Linked DNA regions of Homo sapiens: region 2 is linked to region 1. A link is an interaction called in ENCODE POLR2A ChIA-PET data of the cell type or tissue named here. Cell type or tissue: OCI-LY7. All regions are shown on one strand. Links, peaks and the distances in the headings refer to the core of each region. The heading gives the core; the rest is flanking DNA. Region 1 overlaps IRAK3 (interleukin 1 receptor associated kinase 3). Region 2 overlaps HELB (DNA helicase B).

Region 1 (4,400 bases), core at 319-4,318:
TTCCCCAGCAGCAGCGGCAACCCCGGGGGCAGCAGCAACTGCCGGACGCCCTATCGCAAGCAGCAGTCTCTGGTCCCAGCCCACCCCATGGCCCCTCCCAGTCCCAGCACCACCAGCAGTAATAACAACAGTAGCAGCAGCAGCAACTCAGGATGGGATCAGCTCAGCAAAACGAACCTCTATATCCGAGGACTGCCTCCCCACACCACCGACCAGGACCTGGTGAAGCTCTGTCAACCATATGGGAAAATAGTCTCCACAAACGCAATTTTGCATAAGACAACGAACAAATGCAAAGGTTATGGTTTTGTCGACTTTGACAGCCCTGCAGCAGCTCAAAAAGCTGTGTCTGCCCTGAAGGCCAGTGGGGTTCAAGCTCAAATGGCAAAGCAACAGGAACAAGATCCTACCAACCTCTACATTTCTAATTTGCCACTCTCCATGGATAAGCAAGAACTAGAAAATATGCTCAAACCATTTGGACAAGTTATTTCTACAAGGATACTACGTGATGCCAGTGGTACAAGTCGTGGTGTTGGCTTTGCTAGGACGGAATCAACAGAAAAATGTGAAGCTGTTACTGGTCATTTTAATGGAAAATTTATTAAGACACCACCAGGAGTTTCTGCCCCCACAGAACCTTTATTGTGTAAGTTTTCTGATGGAGGACAGAAAAAGAGACAGAACCCAAACAAATACATCCCTAATGGAAGACCATGGCATAGAGAAGGAGAGGTGAGACTTACTGGAATGACACTTACTTACGACCCAACTACAGCTGCTATACAAAACGGATTTTATCCTTCACCATACAGTATTGCTACAAACCGAATGATCACTCAAACTTCTATTACACCCTATATTGTATCTCCTGTATCTGCCTACCAGGTGCAAAGTCCTTCTTGGACGCAACCTCAACCATATATTCTACAGCACCCCGGTGCCGTGTTAACTCCCTCAATGGAGCACACCATGTCACTACAGCCCGCATCAATGATCAGCCCTCTGGCCCAGCAGATGAGTCATCTGTCACTAGGCAGCACCGGAACATACATGCCTGCAACGTCAGCTATGCAAGGAGCCTACTTGCCACAGTATGAACATATGCAGACGACAGCGGCTCCTGTTGAGGAGGCAAGTGGTCAACAGCAGGTGGCTGTCGAGACGTCTAATGACCATTCTCCATATACCTTTCAACCTAATAAGTAACTGTGAGATGTACAGAAAGGTGTTCTTACATGAAGAAGGGTGTGAAGGCTGAACAATCATGGATTTTTCTGATCAATTGTGCTTTAGGAAATTATTGACAATTTTGCACAAGTTCTTGAAAACGTTATTTATAACGAAATCAACTAAAACTATTTTTGCTATAAGTTCTATAAGGTGCATAAAAACCTTAAATTCATCTAGTAGCTGTTCCCCCGAACAGGTTTATTTTAGTAAAACAAACAAACAAACAGATTTTTATCAAATGTTATGATGCAAAAAAAAAAAAGAAAAAGAAAAAAGAAAAGAAAACTTCAATTTTCTGGGTATGCACAAAGACCGTGAAGACTTATCCAAGTGCATGACCGGATTTTTGTGGTTTTGTTCATTTTGTGTTTAATCTGTGTTTTTTTTTTCCAGCTGTATGAAATGGGCTTTCTGAAGTTTAACTAGTCCGACTTCACCCATGGTGTTCTGTGCTTGCAGTGCGAGTGTTGCTGTAATTCAGTGTTGCCGTCAGTGTCTCTCTTCTTAGCTTTCCGGCCTTTTTTTTTTTCCGAGACGGAGTCTCGCTCTGTCGCCCAGGCTGGAGTGCAGTGGTGCGATCTCGGCTCACTGCAAGCTCCGCCTCCCGGGTTCACGCCATTCTCCTGCCTCAGCCTCCCAAGTAGCTGGGACTACAGGCGCCCGCCACTATGCCCGGCTAATTTCTTGTATTTTTAGTAGAGACGGGGTTTCACCGTGTTAGCCAGGATGGTCTCGATCTGCTGACCTCGTGATCCGCCTGCCTCGTCCTCCCAAAGTGCTGGGATTACAGGCGTGAGCCACCGCGCCCGGCCTGTCTTTCTTTCAATGCAGTGTGAAGTGTCTTATCCTTTTCTATGAATTCCAATTTGCCTTAACTCTTTTGATGCTGTAGCTGTTTCAGTAAAAGTTAGTTCAAACTAATGATGTAGAATGCTTTGACCAGATGAGCTGGTCTATTATGCCTTGTAAAACAGCAGCATAGGGCTTTTAAAAGGTAGTCAATAAAAGTTGCTGAAATTTTGGCTTTTTAAAAATAATAATAATAATAATAATAATAATATCAAAGGGTTAGGATAAAGTCTTTTGTGACTCATCACTCTGAAGCCCAAATACAGAAAAGAAAATAAAGGTAACAGCATCTTCCATTGTTCACTCCTCCAATAAAAACAGAGCCCTGAATTACTCTGGGAAAAGGCCACTGTTTAACACAGATTTTGAGATGTCCTTTTCTCAGCCAATTATCAAAGCCGTACAATAAAACTGCATCCCTCCTAGAAGCTATCTTCCCTTACATAGATTTAGAAAATTAATATGACAAAGGCAAAACAGGCAGGGATTTGGACAGCTCAGTCCTAAAAGCACTGAGCTACACACAGAGGGACCAACACTCAGGGAGGCCTAGGTTTAGAGCACAGTGGAGGATTCATTTAAAAGAGATTCAGGAGGGTAATCTAGGTCAGCCAATCACATCTGGCCGAGGCTGCTGGGGACTGACTGTCATTACCATCTGACAGGTGTTCAGTGGCCCAAATGAACTGAGTTAGTTTCATTCCAGCTTCTAGAGAACAGGTGTGCATATCACCAAACACGAGGGGGAAATCTACTGTTATAGTTGGCACTAATTAACATCTTTGCTGGCAGGCTCAGCAGAAAGGCCAAAAGTTCAATGGCCGTGGAAGGGACTGATTTGCTTTGGAACAGGCAGGGACACATTGATGAGCCCTTGTGAAACCACAGTTCTCAAACAAATGCCCACAGCCATGGATCTCCATACCCTGACACATGCCTGGGTGGGCACATTCTATGGATGGGTTACATTGAAGTCCTTGAACTCTTTGGAACACTCAGAAAGGCAACAATTGTCAGCAGCCCCACCACCAAGTAAAATATAAAATACATTGCTAGATGCATTTCAAGCCTTGTCTCTTCCATAATATTCTTGTTTCTGATCAGATCTCTCTGGGTACTCTGTATCTTTGTTACCTGTTGGGCATTCTGTCTAGCAGTGTTGCTTAAATGATTTTTATAGTTCTGCACATCCAGACAAGTTCCTGGGATAGTGACCTGGAAGAACTGGCCTCCTCTTAAGTTGTGAGACCACCTAAGAGACTCTAGAACCTTTCAGTTTCCACCTATATCCTAGACAAGCTGCAGACTTTCACTAGAGCCCAGCTTGTCAAACCTAGTTCCTCAGCCTAGTCAGAATCCAAAGCTGCATTCCATCCCCTGCTCACCACAGTCCTCATTCTTCTGTAGTCTCACCTTATCTTATTCTCCAACCTTGTCCTTTCTTTTCCAACCAACTGATTTCTCTTGCTTTTACTATATACGTGGCAATTCTTTACTCTGTTCCTTTGAACAAATTATTGCCTCCACCAGGAATATTCTCTCCGCTTCTTTCAACCAATCCACTGCAATGACCCACTTTTTCCAAGACTTGGCTTGGAACTCTCTAACGAGAGGAAGCCTTCTCAGACCAACCACTCAGTGGGCATAGTTACCATTGCACTACACATTTTGTGTTTGTGTTATCTTTCTGATCACCAGGTTGAACCTTCAAGGACAAGACTATTATCATCACTGTCTCTCCCCCTGTGGTCTAACACAATGCTCTGCACACAACAGATGTTCTATAAATATTTGTGAAGTAAGATGAATGGGATTGTCAAGATATTTAATAAACACTTTTTTTTTTTAAAGTAGAGAATGGGGTTTCACCATGTTGGCCAAGCTGGTCTTGAACTCCTGGCTTCACGTAATTGGCCCACTTTGGCCTCCCAAAGTGCTGGGATTATGGATGTGAGCCACCACACCTGGCCAGTAAACATATTAACAGAGAAGTAATTTTTCTTAAACTAGAGCTTAGTCAGTGGGTCCACTTTTCAAACACTATAAATTGACGATAGAGGTAAGAGTGTTAAGTAAAAAGACTGATTGGCCACCACACTACTTGGCCTCTGTCACTGTGCCACTCCCACCACTTCTCAACCAGTCAGGATAGGAATTACCACTGAAGATGTGTGTGCTCTTTGTCAAGGACCTTATGCCATTTAACCCTAGGAGATAGAAGCTATTATTCTACTACTAACATTTTGCAGAGAGGAAGATTGAGGCTTAGAGACATTAAGCAATTTGCTCAGAATCGCATTTTAAGTGGAAGGTCTCTC
Region 2 (4,400 bases), core at 103-4,102, 82 kb before region 1:
TAGCCAGGATGGTCTCGATCTCCTGACCTTGTGATCCACCCGCCTCGGCCTCCCAAAGTGGTGGGATTACAGGCATGAGCCACCGCGCCTGGCCTAATGTCTGTATTTTTAATAGAGATGGGGTTTCACCAGGTTGGCCAGGCTGGTCTCAAACTCCTGACCTCAGGTGATCTGCCTGCCTCATCCTCCCAAAGTGCTGGGATTACAGGCATGAGCCACCACACCTGGCTTATTATTATTATTATTATTATTATTATTATTATTTTAGCTTATCAGCTATCATTAGTGTTAGTGTATTTTACGTGGGGCCTAAGACAATTCCTCTTCCAGTGTGGCCCAGGGAAGCCAAAAGACTGGACACCCTTCTAGTTTCTGCTACATCCTACTTAGGAGATGTTCAAGCAACAAAACATTTTGTAAAAAAGAGTAAAAACCAGATATACATTTTGGTACAATGACTAACATAGACTCAGTATTCAAAGGTCCCATTATATCTAGAGATTTTAATACAGTCACATCGATTAATGATAGGGATATGTTTTGAGAAAAGCATCATTTGGCAATGTTCATCGTCGTGTGAATAGCATAGAGTGTACTTACACAAACCTGGATGGTATAGCCTACTATACATCTAGGCTATATAGTACAGCCTATTGCTCCTAGGCTACAAACCTGCACAGCATGCTACTGTACCAAGTGCTGTACCCAACTGTAACACAATGGTAAGTATTTGTGTGTATGTAAACATATTTAAACATAGAAAAGGTACAGTAAAATTATAGTTTTATAATCTTATGGCACCACTGTCATAGATGTGCTCTGTTGTTGACCAAACATTATGTGGCGCATGACTGTATTAAAAAAAAGTCATGAAATAATAATGATTGTGATTTTCATATGTGTGGATTATGGAGAAACCAAATGTCTGAGCTGACAGAGGATAACTCCAAAGGCTTATGCAAAGACGAAGGGAAGAGAAGGGTTCTTTTCTATTTAAGGGAAGTAAGATGCCATGGGTGCCTCTAGGATTCATCTAGGAGTGAAATACCACATTCAATTATTTTGCCTTCAGCTTTCTCCCACAAAAATTAGGGGATATTTCTTCCCCAATTCTCCCTTGCACGTAAATGAACTTATTTCCAAATCTCCATTCCCCTTGGGCTTATTCTAGTCCTTAAGCTTAATACAATTTTAATTCATATACATACTTTTAAAATCAGGAAACCTCATCCATTTTTAAATTTCAATAATAACTTATACTGGACCAGTAATGAAAAACATTAACTTTGCTTTTCTAACTGTAGGGCAAAAGGTTTATAGTTGAAGGATGGAAGAGTTTTGCTAAAAGGTGTAGTTAATGTATTGTACTAAATCATTCTAATTCAAAGGCCATTTTTTAAATTTCTAATACAACAGACAGAAAATGCAAACTCTTAGTAATATTATACCTTGTAGCATTGTCCACAATGAGCTGAGATTCTGCTCTATGGTTTGTCTTTAGCTCAATAGCACAATTTCTTGACTTAAGAGTCTCAAAAAGATCTTTCAGCAAGTTACCAGGTTCAATACTGGGTAACTGTCTAATGTCACCTAAAAGAAAAAAAGATACAGTAGCAAGACTTACTCTGAGAAAAAATACCCCCAAGATTGTTTAAAATTATTTAACAGTTTAAAGTTAAATACCTTACAAAAAACAACATTTAAACAGTAAAAGATATAAAAATAGTAATAACACAATAAGGTGACAAAATCTAAATAGAACATCTTTCATACCTATAACCACAGGGAAACTGGGTACAGGCATATGTTTTAGTCAACATATTAGGGGAAAAAAAAAACAGGCCTTAGACATTTGTAGTTAGTCCCTTTTTCAATCATGTTCAATGTCTTACTGAAAGTGGAAGAATCTACAGCCTCAAATAGATAAAATAAGTGTACAAAATATAAAACAAATAAATAAATGCATTTGATAACAGATACGTTCCAGTAATCTAATAGTGATGTTCTGCTCTATTAAAAATATTTTTTGCATGCAACAAATAAGCCCTAAATATAAGAAAAACATGTACTGGGGGAAGCAGAGAGAAGGCTTAAGCCATTAATACAATCAACTGCTTAAAAGACATCCTCAAATACCTAAAAAAATAATAATTTTTATATACAACTTGATTCTCCAATTGTGATTTTATTTTTTTCTCCATTAAATCATATGGTCTACAGAGCATGACTACCCAAGAGAATCTAACTGAATCTTATCAGAATTGGAAGGACTTAAGAGGCTGGTGAGGTCTGATTTATTAGCTTAGCATTATGAAATTACTTTTAAGTGGCCTATAATTCAAACTTTTTATCATTTCCAAATGATTCACATCCTGATTTACTCTGAATCTGTGGCACTTTTACTATTTTAATAGCCATCATTTAGGTGATTAGCAGTAGCCCTTAACAACCCTATTTCATTCACATCCCAGCCAGCTAATATCCTGGCCAAAACAAAACAACCCAAGCTGATTAGGAGAGTGGTCAGATTTAATTTCATGTAGCTTTGGTATCTTCGTGTAGCTTTGGTATCAATTCTGGTGTAAACAACCAACTAAATGGTGTAAACAACCAACTAACCACAATACTTTGAAATAAACATCAGAATTCCAACAATATTTTAACTTACCAAGGATAATAAGCTTAGAAAGTTTGGAGTGCTCACACAATAAATTTAAGACCGATTTGAAGATTCCTACAGATACCAAACTCCCTTCATCCACAACCAGAACTCTAACCGAAGAAAATTTCCATGGTTTGTTTGTGGTCATCATTGTTTGAGTCCATGAATAGAAGCTATAATTGACCTACAAGCAAAGTATGGCATTCCTAAAGTCAGGTTATAAAATCTACAAAACCAAAAATTAATAGCAAGTTATTTTGGGGCAAAACTCGTAAATTGGCAGGGGTGGGTGGGAAGTAAAGAAACACAAAAGTTATAGGGTTGAATATGCAGAACAGACAGACCAAATAAATCTAAAAACAAACAAACAAAAAATCAGATTGTTCCAAAATCTCAACACTTCCCTCATCGTTCTTAAACACAGAAAGCTCCCTATTCTTTTCCATTCCCAAATAAACCTTCTCGTGGCCATCTGAGATATGCCACTGAAGCTCTTCCCTTCTCCCAACCATAGTACTCCATTCTGGAATAAAAGCAGCGCTTTCTCAACCGAATTATGAAAATACTACTTTTTCTTTCAAGTACTCCAAACTTCCTCACCTCAAAACTTTTTAAAAACTACCACCGCACCACCCCCAACAACAAATAAACAACAAAATTCTTTATTACAAATGTAATACTATTTATTATTTTTTAATATAGATGAGAAAAAAATTGGTTGTAAAATTACAACCAGAGAACATTCAATATTTTAGTGTATATCATCCCAAAAATGTTTCTATGTCATCAGTATGAACATTTATAGGTTGAGTATCCCTAATCTGCAAATTCAAAATCCAAAATCCTTAACTTTTTGAGCACTGACATAACACTCAAAGGAAACACTCACTGGAGCATTTCAGATTTTCAATCTGTGTTATGTACAGATTTTCTAAATGGTATCATATCACATCTTCATCTAATTTTTCTACTAAAACTAGATTCAACTGTCTATTAAGTAAAGCCTTCATATTTCCTACCCAAATGCATCAATTCCCTTCAACAAAACCCCCTATGCTCACAGTAGCCATGTCTCACAACATTCGGAATTAGCCATTTCTTTTCTCTTATTTGATATATTCAATTTATTATCTTAGAAATGCTGACATTTTCCACTGTATTTCTAGTGCTACCAGCTCAATACAGGTTCCATCTATCAGCAACTTGATGACTCCAATAGCTTTGCAGCCAGGTTCCCCCACACACAATCCCAGGATGGGATTGCCCCATAAAATACAGGACATCCAGTTAAATTTGAACTTCAAATACACAATAAATGACTTTAGTATAAGCAAGTCAATGAATTATTTGATACAAACTTATACTAAAAAATTATTCATATTTTTATCTGATAAATCTGGCAACCCTAGTCCAAGGATGATAAATGGCACTCCAGTGCTCTTTCCGTGCTCTTGCACTCTCTCCTGAGCCTAAACATAGCTTCAGAAATATTCTCTCACTCAGCATCCCAAGCAGATATTAAGATACTACCAACTAATCAGAGCTGACACATCAGATAAAACTTGGTAATGATCCCTTTCGGGTGTCCCCTTCTAATTCAATCCTTCAGATTAATCAGACATGAAGGCATAGTACAAAAAAAAGATCATAAACTGATCAGAAAACTCTTCCACTGATAAACTACACTGAACATCTCTAGGTCTCCATTCATTCATGTGATAAATAAAGGTAACAGGCA

Evidence for each region. ChIA-PET counts read pairs that join two places held together with the same protein. Peaks named below come from ENCODE experiments on the same cell type or tissue, not always from the same donor. Only the 100,000 strongest peaks of a DNase experiment are listed, where the experiment ranks them.
Region 2: POLR2A ChIA-PET joins it to region 1 with 5 read pairs; 9 of 35 experiments call an interaction of 5 or more read pairs at or near these places.

What each region holds. Positions count from the first base shown.
Region 1 is chr12:66,230,882-66,235,281 of GRCh38, reverse strand. The region is part of intron 8 of IRAK3 (interleukin 1 receptor associated kinase 3); the gene reads right to left. It also overlaps the pseudogene RBMS1P1. Among named protein-coding and RNA genes, the nearest start is that of MIR6502, 18 kb to the left of the region's middle. RefSeq lists a silencer at 1-70 and an enhancer at 131-210. In OCI-LY7, for the core only: a CTCF peak has its summit at 1,122 (motif pointing right); DNase peaks (open chromatin) are centred at 1,081 and 2,751; H3K4me3 peaks cover 1,124 bases; H3K27ac peaks cover 1,574 bases.
Region 2 is chr12:66,312,432-66,316,831 of GRCh38, reverse strand. It overlaps HELB (DNA helicase B), which reads right to left. Exons shown (of 13, transcript NM_001370285.1): 5 at 2,669-2,846; 6 at 1,449-1,590. Among named protein-coding and RNA genes, the nearest start is that of HELB, 12 kb to the right of the region's middle. In OCI-LY7, for the core only: no CTCF peak of the experiment used is centred there; no DNase peak of the experiment used is centred there.